Linked DNA regions of Mus musculus: region 2 is linked to region 1. The links are chromatin contacts, found by POLR2A ChIA-PET in ENCODE. All regions are on one chromosome and are shown on one strand. Each heading gives the region's core, a stretch centred on a gene start or an enhancer-like site at or near the end of the contact. The rest is flanking DNA. Distances are from core to core; before and after follow the strand shown.

Evidence for each region. ChIA-PET counts read pairs that join two places held with the same protein, here RNA polymerase II (POLR2A).
Region 2: POLR2A ChIA-PET joins it to region 1 with 10 read pairs in embryonic stem cell. The contact joins the promoter of Etfa here to the promoter of Scaper in region 1. POLR2A ChIA-PET finds 5 or more read pairs at or near these places in 3 of 5 experiments (Patski and embryonic stem cell).

Annotation. Positions count from the first base shown.
Region 1 is chr9:55,932,893-55,939,475 of GRCm38, forward strand. It overlaps Scaper (S phase cyclin A-associated protein in the ER), which reads right to left and starts at 5,227. Exons shown (of 33, transcript NM_001357652.1): 1 at 5,178-5,227.
Region 2 is chr9:55,508,604-55,516,216 of GRCm38, forward strand. Etfa (electron transferring flavoprotein, alpha polypeptide) reads right to left here and starts at 3,640. Exons shown (of 12, transcript NM_145615.4): 1 at 3,428-3,640. The coding sequence starts at 3,466.

The DNA of each region.
Region 1 (6,583 bases), core at 3,977-6,476:
CTAAAAACTAAAAATATGAACATACATATGACCAAGAATTGTCCAACATGTAAATAAAATGTGGGATACCTACACAATGGAATGCTAGTTCTCATAAAAAGGAGTGAAGTGCTAGTACATTCTGTGATATAAACGATTCTTTAAAATGTGCCAAACAGAAGCAGTAAGATACAATGGATTACATTTTAGATAATTTTATTACTGTGCTATGTCTCAAATGGCAAACCCACAGGTTAGTACTTGGCTGGGTTAGAGGTCATGGAGGACTGGGGCAAAACAGTGTCTTCTGGCCATGACAGGAGCACTGCACTCATGCACTCGCAGCAGTTGTTGTTGACTACATCTGACCTGAACAGCATAAAGCCAGTCAACATTCTAGCACAGAATGAAAAGTGTCCTGAGCTCCCACTCCCAAGGAGCTATGATCCCTAAATGGCTTCTAGGGAAGGGAGAGTCAGTTTTCTTTAATAATGGAGCTCAACCCTATCCAGTGGATGGCCCCACACCCAGGACTTATAGGCAGCACAAATTGGAGTCAGTGAGCCACTAAAAATAAATAAAATATTAGAAAAAGAACATAAAATTGGGGGTAGTAGAGGGATGAGTGAGTGCTTTTTTAAAAGTATGAATATTTTCTTGAGTTTTGTACTTAATCTTGTTATAGGTATATTCTAAAGTTATGAATAATTTTTCACAATTTTGATTAGTACAAACTTAAGTGTATTAGAGCAGAAATGAGTATCTCTAAGAGTAATACTGAAACTTCATAATTCCTTACTGTTTAAAGAGTTTTTCAATTGCTTCAGTATATATCACCATGAATACATCAACCAAAAAGTATTTTTCCTGTCAATATGGCATGACCCAGTAAAAATAGCAACACAATCTCTTGTTTGCTACACTGTATTTAAAAGCAGGCCAATATACCAAAATCTTTACAAATAAAATGTACAGGTGAGTAGCTTTTATGGGAAAATATCAATCATGTGTTAATTACTCAAATAGACTGATATATAGCAGTTCATTTTCCACTTCTGCATGCCTCCAAAATATACAATGAACCTACTATTTAAATTAAGGTCACTCTGCGCTACAAAGACCTGATTCAAAGTAACAGAAACAGGAGCTGGAAAGATATCTCAACCAGTAAAGTGCTTGTCACACAAGCATGAGTATCTGATTTCAACTCTCAGTATTAAAAAACAAAACAAAACAAACAAACAAACAACAAGTATGGTTACCTATAATTGTAACCCCAGAAGCAGGGAAGCAGAAATGGAGGACTGCTGAGACTTGCTGCCCAGCCAATCTGCCTAGCCAGGTAAGCAAGGCCCAGGTCCCAGTAAAAACCCAGTCTCAAACACAAAGTGGCCAGCTCCTGGGGAATGGCCCCTGAGGCCCACCTATCTCCTCCTAGACCAGTACATACAAATAAAAAGGAGCTACTTTGCAACATTAATAAAACCCTTAATATGTAAGAGATGGAATTTTTTTTAAGGGCAGCTCTAGCACTGAACCACAAATTTCTGTCTAAATTTGTTGGAGTTTGCTTTCTATTGCTGTAATAAGACAGCAAATTGTGAGGGGGAGTGTATTTCAGCTTAAAGCTCATAGTCTCTCATGAAAGAAAATCAGGGTAGGTCTCAATCTGGACACAGGAACTGAAGCAGAGGTCACAAACACTCCTTACTGGCTTGTTCCTGGGTGGCTCACATGCTTTTTAGTACTATCTTGGACCACCTACCCAAAAGTGACAACACCCACAGTGGGCTGGACCATCTCACATCAATCATCAACTAAGAAAATGCCCCACACACTTCTCTATTTTTTCAATTTAGGTTTCCTCTTCCTAGATGATTAGTCAAGGTTACAATAAAGAAAAACAATACAAAAAACAAAGCAAAACAACTAACTAGCACCATATTGGGACTTAGCCAAAAATACTTGTTTAAAAAAAAAAAAAAGATACACCACCCAGAAAAAAACCTAAAATATATGAAAAGAATACTGATTTAATTTTTATTGAACAAGCCATGTTTTGATCTTTTTAATTTTTAATTTTTTTTACTTTATTATTCTTTGTGCATGGATGTTTGCCTACAAGTATGTCTATGCATGACTTGCATGTCTGGAGAAGACTAAAGGCTCATAAGACCAGAAGAGGTGCTAGAGTCCTCCAGAACTGGTAATGATCCCATTAGACTGGTAATGAACCATTCATCATATGGTTGCTGGGAATTGAACCTGGGTCCTCTGGAAAAGGAAATTGTGTTCTCGAACCTCTTAGCCATTTCTCCAGCTCCAGTCACTTGTAATTTTTATGTCTACAGTTTCAGAAATGATAATTCCACAATACGTATATTGTACCATTAGAGAAGTCTGTTACATTACCTAGCATATAACAGCAGTGTGTAGGAGTATGTATATGTGTGCGGGTATGCATATGCGTGGATGGCAACAGTTAATGTGAGATGTTTATTCACTCACTCATTTCCTTTTTATTTTCAATCACTTATTGTTTGCATGTGTTGAAAGGAAGGGATAACATGTGTATGCATGCATGTGCAAATGTGAAGGCCAGAGGTCTACATTTGGTATCTTCCTCAATCTTGTTTGGTTTGGTTTGGTTTGGTTTTTTAAGACAAGGTCTCTCACTGAACCTGAAGCTCCCTGTTTCACCTCAACTGGCTATCCACCAAGCCCTCTGGGATCTACCTGTCTCTGCCACAACCACCATCACTCCAGTACTGGGGCTACAGATGTATACTGCTACATCGGGCTCTTAAGTGACTTGTGGGACTCAAACCCCAGTCAAGCCCTTTACCCACTGAGCTATCTCTCCAGTCCCTCTACCTTTTAGTAGGGAAATGTGGGTACAGGTCTCTCAGTGAGTTAAGCTAGCCTTGCTGACCAGGGAGCTCCCAGAGATCCTTCTACATCTGCGTTCCCAGCACTGCGATTACAGATGTGCTCCCATGTGCCTGACTTTGACATGAGTGCTGAGGAGCTGAACTCAGGAACTTAAATGCTTACACCGCACTCTACCTACTGAGAAATTCCCCTAACCCCGACATCATCCATTTCTAGTGATTCAAGAATATTTACAGGTAATCCACAAATGATTTCTGCTTTTCTTTTTAAAGTGCTTTGGGTTGGGGGAGAGGGGGTGCATGAAGATGAAAAGAAAGCATCAGAACTCCATCCCCTTATCTTTAAATCATTCCTACATAGCACTCATGAAGGTTCACTATCAAGTCAATCCTCATTGATTCTTAAGATCTATGGAGCACAATGGAAAGGGGGGAATGTGTGTAAAACAGTAACACCTTGGGAACCTAGCCACCGAAGTTATTTATAAAACATTTATATAGCAACCCTGGTTTTGACATAACACATCAGGAATTTAATCACAGTGCTATGTGCTCAATGTTTATGTCCCCTCAAAATTCATGTTGAAACCCTAGCTTTCCAAAGTATAGTATTGATAGTGTTAGGTGAATACTTTGGGAGGTAATTAAGAGTGAGGGTCTTCATAAATGGGACGATGCCCTTTTAAAAGAGGTTAAAGGAAAACCCCCATTCTTCCTCATGTAAGGGTAAAGAAGGTATCATCTATAATCAGGAAGCAGGTTATCTATCACCAAACACAGAATCAGCTACCACCTTCATCTTAGACTTCCCCAGCAGAACTGTGAGAAACCAATCACTATTTTTATACATTTTCTAGTTTAAGATAATTTTGTTATAGCAGCCTAAACAGACTAACAGGAGAGAATTTTACAAATGCAGCTCAAGGGAATGAAGAAAGAGGAAGGATGGGGCATTTGCTTAAGGGTTATGACGAACGAGAAGCAGTTCCTTGTAGAAACATTATTTCTGCTAGTTTTATGACATGGATCGTATCCAAATGATGGAAACCAAAGGAAAAAAGCCACATCACACTTTTTCCCACCAACATAATTTCCCACATGACATTTTAAAATGGCTCTTGTACTAAAGATATTTGGATGTCAATGGACATTCTCAAGTCATTTTGGTGTATTTGTTGTAAATCAATCTGCAAGCATCTTGCAGAAAGTCATGCTTAACAGGAAAAAAAATTTACCAATTCAAAGCACCTACATAGGACAGGGTGGGTTAGTGCTGTGCTTATTTTTCTATCTTAAATCAGAAATCTGCCACATTACCAGCAAGTGATCAGGCTAAGCAATCATCTCTTTGAGCCTCAAGTTTCCCATTTATAAACGTCCACAGCATCTATCTCACTCTTCTCCCATGTGATGTGGATGAAATAAATCTGTAAATTGCAGCCGGGAATTATTTTCTGTTCAGGAAGATGATTGTAGCAAATTGCTATTCCACAGACAATAACGCGACACACGTGAGAAATACAGTCCACCAGCAGCAGGAGGCAGCCCATGGGGTAGTGAGACCTCCTTAGAGGGAGCCTTTGGGACAGCAGCAGGTGCTGCTTGGGGAGCAATTTTCTGGCTGCTTTCTAACAAGCCCCAAACTCTCTGGAGTCAGTTACTGACTCTAACCTGCTTCTGTGTGCAGGACTGCAAATCTGAGCAGAGGGGAGTGCTAATAAAGTACAGAGGCAAGGACGCTGAGGTAGGAGGCTCTCAGGTGAGAGAGGCCTTCGGTTTGCACCTGAGGCCTCAAGTAAACATTTGTAAAATGGGAAGAAAAAAAATTTTTTTTTTTTTTTTTTTTTTTTTTACCTCCATGCTTCCCTGAGATAGCTAATGCCTGAATCTAGGTTCATGGAAAGTGTGGTAAAGCCCTGGAGGGAAAGATGCTGAAAGTGATTAACTGCCAAATGCAGGCAAGCAGCAGCTTCTGAGGACCCCTCACTCGTGCAGTAGGGACATTCCAGTAGGCTCGGCTACCCCCTAGAGACAGTCTTCTGCCCCGACCCTAACCCCGGCCCGGCCTGAGGTCTGTCCCAGTCCCACGACCCTCACTGCCCCGGGGCCAGCTCGACCCTCCCCACCCTGGCCCGGCCTCCTCAGTCCACCTCGCGGCTCCCCTCCCCCGGTCACACGCCCAGGTGAGGGAGGAGGTGGAAGGGTTTCCGCCGCCATCTTGTCCCCTCAGCCCCACAACACAGGTTGCCCGCGCCCCTCCTGGGCCCGTCCGGGTCGAGGCGACGCGCGCCCCTCGCGGACACTTACCCGGGAGGCTTAGCTTACTTTGGGGCGGCTCCCAGCGTCCCGGCGGGAAAGGGGCGGGGTGGGGCGGGGCGGCCGCGGAGGACCGGGCGGGGCGGATGGACGGCGCACCACGTGACGCCAGCCGAAGCCCAGCCACTCCCCCTAGGCCGTCCTGGGCCATTCGCGCAGGCGCAGCTAGGCTCACTTCTTGCGCGCTCAAGTAGAAAGGTAAGAGTTTCCTCTGTACCGACGAACGTCTTTTTCTTCAGTGCTGTTCTCTTTCTTGGACTGACGGTCTACCTCAGCTTTGTCCACACTGGCCCCTTTCTCGGATTCAGCTTTCTTCCGGCGTGTCTTACCACCACAGCCCACCGATTAAAGACCTCAAGAAATGTGTGTGACAATCTTTCACTAAAGCACCTGGGACTTAGCCAAGCGGAGCTTAGTCTCCACTTAAAGGCTTGTTTCAAATGTCGGTGCCAGGCTTGGAAGGATCCAACTACAAAAACCTAAAAGGTAGGCTTAAGCTATTTCAAAGACAACAATAAGTGCAAGATGATTATGTGTAGGTATTTAAACCACAGTTGTGAACTAAATGGAAAACAATCTATGCCCGTCACAGTACAATATCAAGGAGTATTTTCTGCAGCTTTTCGTCCAGATGACTCTGAGATTCTAACTTGGCTCACACTTCTTACAACAGGTGGGAAGCTAACGGGTCACTGACATCTGCCTCACCCTTAAGAGGGTAAGAGTTATGGAAGCAGGTGCACGCTGTATTAGAGGCTCCTTCTAGGTCCTTCCGCCTCTTGGTTTCTTAGAAAACCCATTCGTTCAGTTGTTTGACAAACAGTTATGAAGGACCTGCCACATTAGCTCTACTAGCTTGCTTAGAGTCATAAATGAACAAAATAGGTCCTCCCCCAAAAGAAATCCTGGAGGGAGGAAATGTTTGTTCTTGAGCTCGGAGGAAACACAAATAATAAAAATTGTAAGTTATATGATAAGCACTATTGGTAATAAAGTAAGTGGAGATAGGAAGAATTAGTGCAATATAAATGGCGGTCAGGGTCTTGTTTCTCTGGTTTACTATCTTCTCTTATTCTCATGAGCATTTAAACAACTTCAATCTCTTTCCACTTCAAATCTCCCAACCACCAGCCCTCACTTCAACATGTTTTCATTCCCCCTCATAGCCTGCCCTTTGTACTTTGCAATTTGCAAGATATCTCCACTACTTCAGTTCCTCTTCAGGTCTGGACTTACTGCAGTTTGGTTTCTTCCGATTCTTTTCTAAAGTCACTAGTGATTTCTTTACTGCAAATCCCCACCTGCAGTAGTTTGAATTTTTAATGTTCCCCAAAGGCCCAAATATTGAAGGCTTTGTCTCTGTGGCAGTATTACCAGAAACCAAGGCCATGGAATAC
Region 2 (7,613 bases), core at 2,390-4,889, 430 kb before region 1:
AGAAATGTCATATGACATTGATTATAATATTAAAAACAGTCAATTTACTTCATTTTAAAAACAGACAAGACTCTTAGTAGACACATTGGCAGACAGCATTAATTTTAATGAAATCACTTTATGCAATAAATTTTGTTTCAGAATCACACAAAAATCGGCTCCCTTCTTTCAAAATGAAATTTAAATTTGCATGTGAATCATAGAGTTCATTATCATTCATCAATGTTCAACAATGGGTTCTGAAAAATGTCCTGTCCTTAATAGTTCACAGCTCTCAGTCATGACAGATGCTCCGTCCTGTCTGCCAATGAACACAGAAACAAGAGCACTCAAATGACCTGAAAGTATTGCTTCACTTACTACATAAAAAAATTTTTAGGCTCTTACTAACCGACAAAAAATTTTAAAAACAAATTAATAATAACTCATACAATAACTCAGCAAGAATACAGAGAAACCCTGTCTCGAAAAAACAAAAAAACAAAACAAAACAAAAAAAAAGAATACCAACTGCAAATTCTAGACTATTTTCTTTGAGTGCACTCTCTAGCTGTATAACTTGGTAGACATGCCTTCACTGATGGGTGTCCTAACAGAGTGACTATACTACCAATATTTGATACACAGAGACAGGAGGATTACTATAAGTCTTAGGCCAGCCAAGTCTAGACAAGACCTTATCTCCAAAAGACAAAATAAACAAAAGCACCTTCGTTCAGATGACTTTGAAGATTTCCTCCAGAAGGACATTGCTCAGTGACACAGATCAGCTGAAACTGGAATGGCTTGGGTAGTAAAAATGTCATTAGTAAAAACATGTCTTGGGTCTGTTTGTTTGTTTGTTTGTTTTTTAAAGAAATCATAGCTACAGAGGTTTTGGGGTTGGTTGTTTGTTTTTAATTTAAGAGTACAAGCTGGAGAGAGCGCTCAGTGGATAAAGCACTTGCCCAGCCGAGTGTGAGGAAAAAAGTTTGAATCTTCAGAACCCATGTTTTTTCTTTTTTTTTTTTTTTTTAAAGCAGATCTATTGGCTGCCTGAAATCCCTGACTTAAGGGCAACTTCAACAGCTAGAATACTCAACTCCTGCATGCTTCACACACTCATACACACACCTGCACCTACACACTGCAAACACAAATACATCACAAACATAAACATGCAAAAAAAAAAAAAAAAGAGCAGAGATTTGAGATAAACCATTTTGGCTTTATAGCATCGTCTGTTATTTCTCAATCATGTGTTAAAACTAGTATGTGAAAGTCTGTGAGAACCAGCTTTACAGAGTCTCACTCTATCTTTGGGGTTAGTTACAAATTACACAGAGGGTATTTACTTAACATTGGGGAAACCTGGCAAACAATTTATTACCTAAGTAACCTAAGTTAAGATCTTTACTAGTGGGACATACAGTGTTGTGTGCCACCTCATACAATGCACTGAGAGCCCAAATCACTTCTGAGATTCCTGACAACAATATAGGATACACAGGATGCAGTCATGAGGGAAATGTCAGGCAGACATAAATTGGGTGACAGTCTACAAAACACAAGGCCTACACAAGGCCTGTGCCCCATAAAAATGCCAATGTCAAATTGAAAGGCTGAGGAACTTTTCTAATAAAGACTAAATCAGCATGAAAACCAGAGGAACTGGGCTACCTCGGGTATGTGTTCGTGCTGTCAATCAGTGATTTGTCTGTTTTTGTTGTACTATAATGGGTGTACACTGAGAGATGAAACATGTGTCAACTGTTAACGCACTGTGAAATTCGAGGAAGGGTTCTGGGAAATGGTGAGGTTGGGGTTTTTTGGTGTTTTTTTTTTTTTTTTTTTTGGCCACTTTTCTGTAAACTTGTAATTACTTTAAATTTTAAGAAGATAGAATATGTGTGTGTGGGTCTATTTGAGTATATTCACACCATTTGTTTCGTGCTTGCAGTTCAAATCTTTTTTTGTTTGTTTGTTTGGTTGGTTTTTTTTTGTTGTTGTTGTTGTTTTTTTTCGAGACAGGGTTTCTCTGTGTATCCCTGGCTGTCCTGGAACTCACTCTGTAGACCAGGCTGGCCTCAAACTCAGAAATCCGCCTGCCTCTGCCTCCCGAGTACTGGGATTAAAGGCATGTGCCACCACGCCCGGCTGCATTCAAATCTTAAAAAAAATATTAATGACTTTAGAGACAGTACTCTACTACCCTTGACTTCTAATTTTAAAAATAGGCCAAGGTCACAATTCTTGGCAAATCACAACAAAGGTTTGGCAATGCTGCCTATGTATAAATACTGGGTACTTGGACTTTCCCCCGACTAGTTCTACAAAATCACCAAATTCTAAATTCTCCTTACCACAATTAGGCCGAGCATAAAACCTATGCACAAAATTGCTTCGCAAGTTCTGTATAGATCTTCAAGTCAGGTACTGCTGCTTGGAAACCGCCCCTCCCCCCCAAAAGCCATGGCCTTCACTTGCTTACTGATTCTTTTATTATAGAAAGGAGGTTAAAAAAATCTCGTGGGAGAAAGATGGGCTAGGATCCTGAACGATGTGTTTTAACTTTTTTTTTAACAAGGAGTGGCAACATTCAAAGTGGGGGGGGGGGAGTCTTCAAACTTCCAAGAAGCCCATAAGTTGTATCCCAGACAGAAAAAAATCTCAGTGGTGATTGGGGTAAAAGGCACTAAAATAAAAAGTACGTATAAAAGTTACAAAACGTCTGCATAACTTGCAGGCCAAGGCTGCTGATATTGCTTCTCTAGCAATCTTAATGTAAATTAGAAAAATCTACAAGCTCCTTAAATTATTGCCTTGGAACTGGTCAGCCTTCAACTGCTATTCCCTTACAGCACCCCGACAAGAAAGAAAAAAAAAGTTTTGTTTTGTTTTTTCAAGTCCTCGAAAAACAGACAAATGGTAAACTTTGTCACCACGGAAAAAGTCCCCACTACCAAGTTTCCAAGGCTACTGAGGCAACATCAGTCTGCGACTTCTCAGGACTGGATCCCAGGCGGGTACGTCCCAGCCCCTCCTCCACTCAGCCCGGTCTCACCAGCCCAGCCGCAGAGCACTCCGCCCCTGCCCTTGGCAGTGGGCGTCCAGGGCAGCCACAGGAGGCCTAGGTTTCGAACTCTTCCCCAAGAGGTTCCGCGGCGGCATCTGGCCCCTTTGGGGGGACGCAGCTCCCCTCCAGGCGAGAGAACCTAGTAGCCCCAGAGTGCCCCGCGAGAGTCAGGGCCGTGGGAACCCGGGTTGGGGCAGCGTGACCCGGAAGAGGTCAAGGGCGAAGGCTCCAGAACTTTGACCCGCGTCCCGGGCACTGCACCGACTGTCTACGCGGACGGTGGGAGTCGAGGGAGCCCGTGACCTTCGCCTGACAGGGTCAGCAGGCTGCGGCTCGGACGTCACCTGCTCGGCCCTCCCTGTCCGGACTCACCGCCCGCCGGAGCTGCCCAGGCGCCGCTGCTCGAAACATTGTCTCTGTTCTAGTCAGCCCCGCAGTACCCTCAGCCTCAGAGACCCGGAGCGCGCGGGAACCACCGCCGCCGCCACCGCCGCCGCCTCCTCTACCAGAGACCCGAACGCTCGCGAGATGCGAGCACGAGAGCTGACAGCTTAGTCCTGGACTGCGGGGGCTCGCGCTTCCCGGGAGCCCATTGGGCAGCCACGCAGCCAATGAGGAAAGCGGAAAGTTAGAGGCGGGACTTGGGAGTAGGGCAAAGGTAAGGGTGTGCGCCGAGACGCTGGCATGCGCGCCACGCCCTCCAGTTGCTTGGCTCTGTTCCCTGACGGTCTCGGACTTTCGTTGGTAACGTTGTCTGGACTAACTGCCCTGTTGTACGCAGCTTTCTTTCCACCCGCGAAGGGAACCCCCTCACTCCAGTCCTTTTCCACTCTCATTTACGCCCAGTGTCAGCGCTGCACGTGTAATGTGCCAACCAAATAGTCGCAGGTGAGGAGAATTGTAAACGTGCATTAATTAGGTGTCAGTCCTGGGGACCTTAGGAGACTCAAAACAAAACAAAACAAAAAGTTATTAATAAATAATATAAATAATTTATTTGCTACTTCCTGGGAAGGGTCTATTGAGTTGGCGATATTTGAGCTGGATTCTAGAAGGAAATGGAGATCGTACAAACTACACAGAAGGAGGCAGAATGGGATGGAGATGAACCACCCCAGCAGCCTAGGGCCAGGTTTGAGGTCCACCCAGATCTTCTCCATACTCTTCTCTGCCCTTAGTCAGACTCACTTCTATCCTCTGGCATCAGTGCCTGTGGCTGTTAAAATCTCTCTTGCTCTTTGGACCGACCAATCTACCTGCCTTCTGGGCTGCTCAGGATGTCCCAGAACTCAAGCCCTCTCAGGAGTGAATTGCACCTTTAAGAGCTAGCCCACAATAGTATTTCTTCACAATAATCTCTAGTCCCCTACAGTGAATATTTCTCTTCTTTACTCTCTTAGTTTTGTGAACCGAGTGAGAACCCATCTTATACAAGACCACGCTTGTGGAGGACTGGGACTGTGCCCACCTAAGCTGTTCGTGGGAGGGACAACTAGTATTCTGTTTACCATCACTTTCTTCTTCCAATAGAACTACCCCACTAGACTCAAATCTAAGTCCTATTGAAAAAAGAAAGAAGAGTAAGTAAAAATCAAAAGGAGTATTTTTATTTAAAAAATTTTTTAAATGAGATATGAACTACCTCCTTCCTGCCTCCATGATAAGGCAAAACACCAAAGAGGAGAGAATCCTCCCTCCTGCCATGAGATGTCTCGGGCACATCCTAGGCTCCAGCGAAGCAGCAGCAGCCATGCCCTGTAGAGGCACAGTGCCCACAGGGCATGATGGTTATGGGCAGAGCAGAGCCGGTACAAAGTAAAACACAGAAAATGGCCCAGATCTGTAACAAATCACCATACTCATTTGGAAGACAGAAGAGTGTCCTTGAAGAACTTCTGGAGGGAGGGTACAATTAGATATGTTTCTACATTTACATGTATGTCAAGTACCAGACAAATGTGCGTCTGAAGGACTGATGTTATGAAAGTGTTCCCTCTAGGTGTTTGGATGCTCTTCTTTCCCACTGAGTTATAGACATTTTGGAGGCAGAAGATGGTTTCTATTAGCTAGCCTATATATGGCTGCTTGCTATTTGTAGAAATAATTGTACAAAGAACAAAAGAAGGGGGAGAATTGCCTTCAGCTAGTCCTTGAAGTCTGACTCACTTAGGCACAGCTCCTCCAGGACTCCTGGTGGGACGGACAGTCTGCAGCTCTGGCTGCTCTTTGTCTCTTCTCTATGCTAGGATCCCCACTGAACTTGAGCTCAGCCGGTGCCTTGAGGACTGAGGACACGAGTCTCTGGCCACCAGGCCTTTCTCAAGCCAGGGTTGCCGAGCTGCATCCAGTGCCTCTTAGATCACTATTGGTCAAGATGGTAGCTTTCCTTCCTGCACACAAGTGCCCAGAGCTCCTAGATGATCGCTGTAGCTCAATAGGAGTAATCAGGTCCAAAAGACAGTCAGGACAAATGGCTAACGTGGTACCCGTTAGCATGCCAAAGTGTCTGCTGGCCTGCAGACTCACTCGGTAACTGTGGCCCCTCTCAGCCCTTCTCATCCGACTCTGTCCCCTAAACTTCTTCAGCTCATGGGCTTCTCTTCCTCCCACTTCTCATTCCTATATGGCACTGCCATTTAGCACCAGGTGTATCAAGTAAGATGACTGCTCAGATGTACGATTGAGAAGGTTTTTATTGTAGATTGAAGGAGAGTCCTGAGCAGGGAGAGAAAGTAGACTAAACATGACCAGTAGACTGAACCAGGCCATGGGAGTGGTGGCGGGTGAGAGGAAGAGAAGACAAAAGAAGAGAAGAGAAGAGAAGAGAAGAGAAGAGAACAGAACAGAACAGAACAGAACAGAACAGAACAGAACAGAAGAGAGAAGAGAGAGCACAAAGATGGGAGAGAGAAAGAGAGAGAGAACAAATATGAGAGAGGACCAAGAGAGAGGGAACCAAACAGAACCAAAAGAGTGCCAGGAGGGTAGCAGACTGAGCTTCTTTTGGACCTGACAGTACTCTTCTTACCCCCTCCCCCAGACAGGGTTTCTCTATGTAGTCATGATTGTCCTGGAATTGGCTCTGTAGACCAGTTCTGGTCCTGAACTCAGAGATCTAAGCTCAACAGGACTCTTGCTGAGTCATCTGGTAGAAGATTTCTTTTTCAGAGACAAAGGTATCTGGTCCTGTAGAGCCCCAGGTCACAATACCATAGAAACATATTTGATTTGTGACACTTTGAAAGATGTACATCAGTCCTTATAAAGTCCTGCCTATGAGGTCTGCTGTAAGCTGGCTGAGTGAGCTAGCCCAGGCAAAGGCTGGCTGAGTGAGCTAGCCCAGGCATTGTTGTCTTGATTACTTGGTTCCTCTTCCAAGCTGAATTCTTCCATATACTCATCTTCATGCCTCTATCCTAAGCCTTCTTGTCCCTGGCTTTCCAGACCTCTAGCCTCTGCTTCTCTATCCACATAAAATGGATGACCAACATACCTTTCTGAAGTTCTAGCTCTTAAACCGTCTGTCTTCCTTCACCATTGTCTTTCAAAACTGTCCCTAAGTAAGGCTGTAGTGCATCTGCCCTCCATTTTCAGCCTGGATTTACATATTGAAAGACTCCTCATAAGCTATATGAATGGTTTTTCCTCTTGTTAGCAGATTGTAAAGAGGTCTTCCTATAACCAAGTTATAGGAAGTATAGCAAGTTATAACCTGGGGCAGGCATAACAGTGGTAATGGGAGCTAGCCTACCAACTTTACAAGTTACTGTGCCCTCTGGTTCTACTTGCACTCATTCCTAAATATACCAGTTCCTACCCTAGAATAGATTGCTTCTACCTACCTGATACTACGATTTGATGGTCTGTATGGAGTCTATTTCATGATGGCTAACTCCAACATTTGGTCACTTGATACCCTATGATCAAGTCCAGTATCAAATCATAAGTCTTGCTGTCATTATTTGATGATGGTTTTGTTTTATGTTTTCAAGCCATATAACTTTCCACTTCAGATGTCATGGTTTGGCATATGCCATAGGAGCGTGTGTTGAGACACTCCAGCAGAATTTGTCATAAGGTCTCTACTATATCTTTTTATAATCAGGATGGAAATACACATGGCCAAGAAACAGGGATGTCTGTACTGCAAACTAGATCCTTTACACTGAGCTCCACTCACAGAAGTCTTTTGTGTCACCTGGTATGTGAGCTGAGGCAGTATTTTTAGGTATAGAATAGACTATTCAGAGCCAAAGAAGGCATAGGGTTATCAGGCATAGGATTTCTTCTTCATAATGGGAAGTACAAGATGTACTCTTCTGTCTTTTCATTTGGATGGGACAGCCTAGCATGCTACTGTCTCTGGATTCCTAAATATCTTACGATGCAGCAAGCCCCTGAGTCTTTAAAAGGATAAACACACACACACACAAACATGCACACACTCTGAAGTGTATGTGTTAGATGAATGTCTCTGATATGCTATCCACTTTTTGTCCATCTGGCTGAATTAGAATGACATCATGAATATGGTAGTTCAATGTTCTGCTGTGTGTCC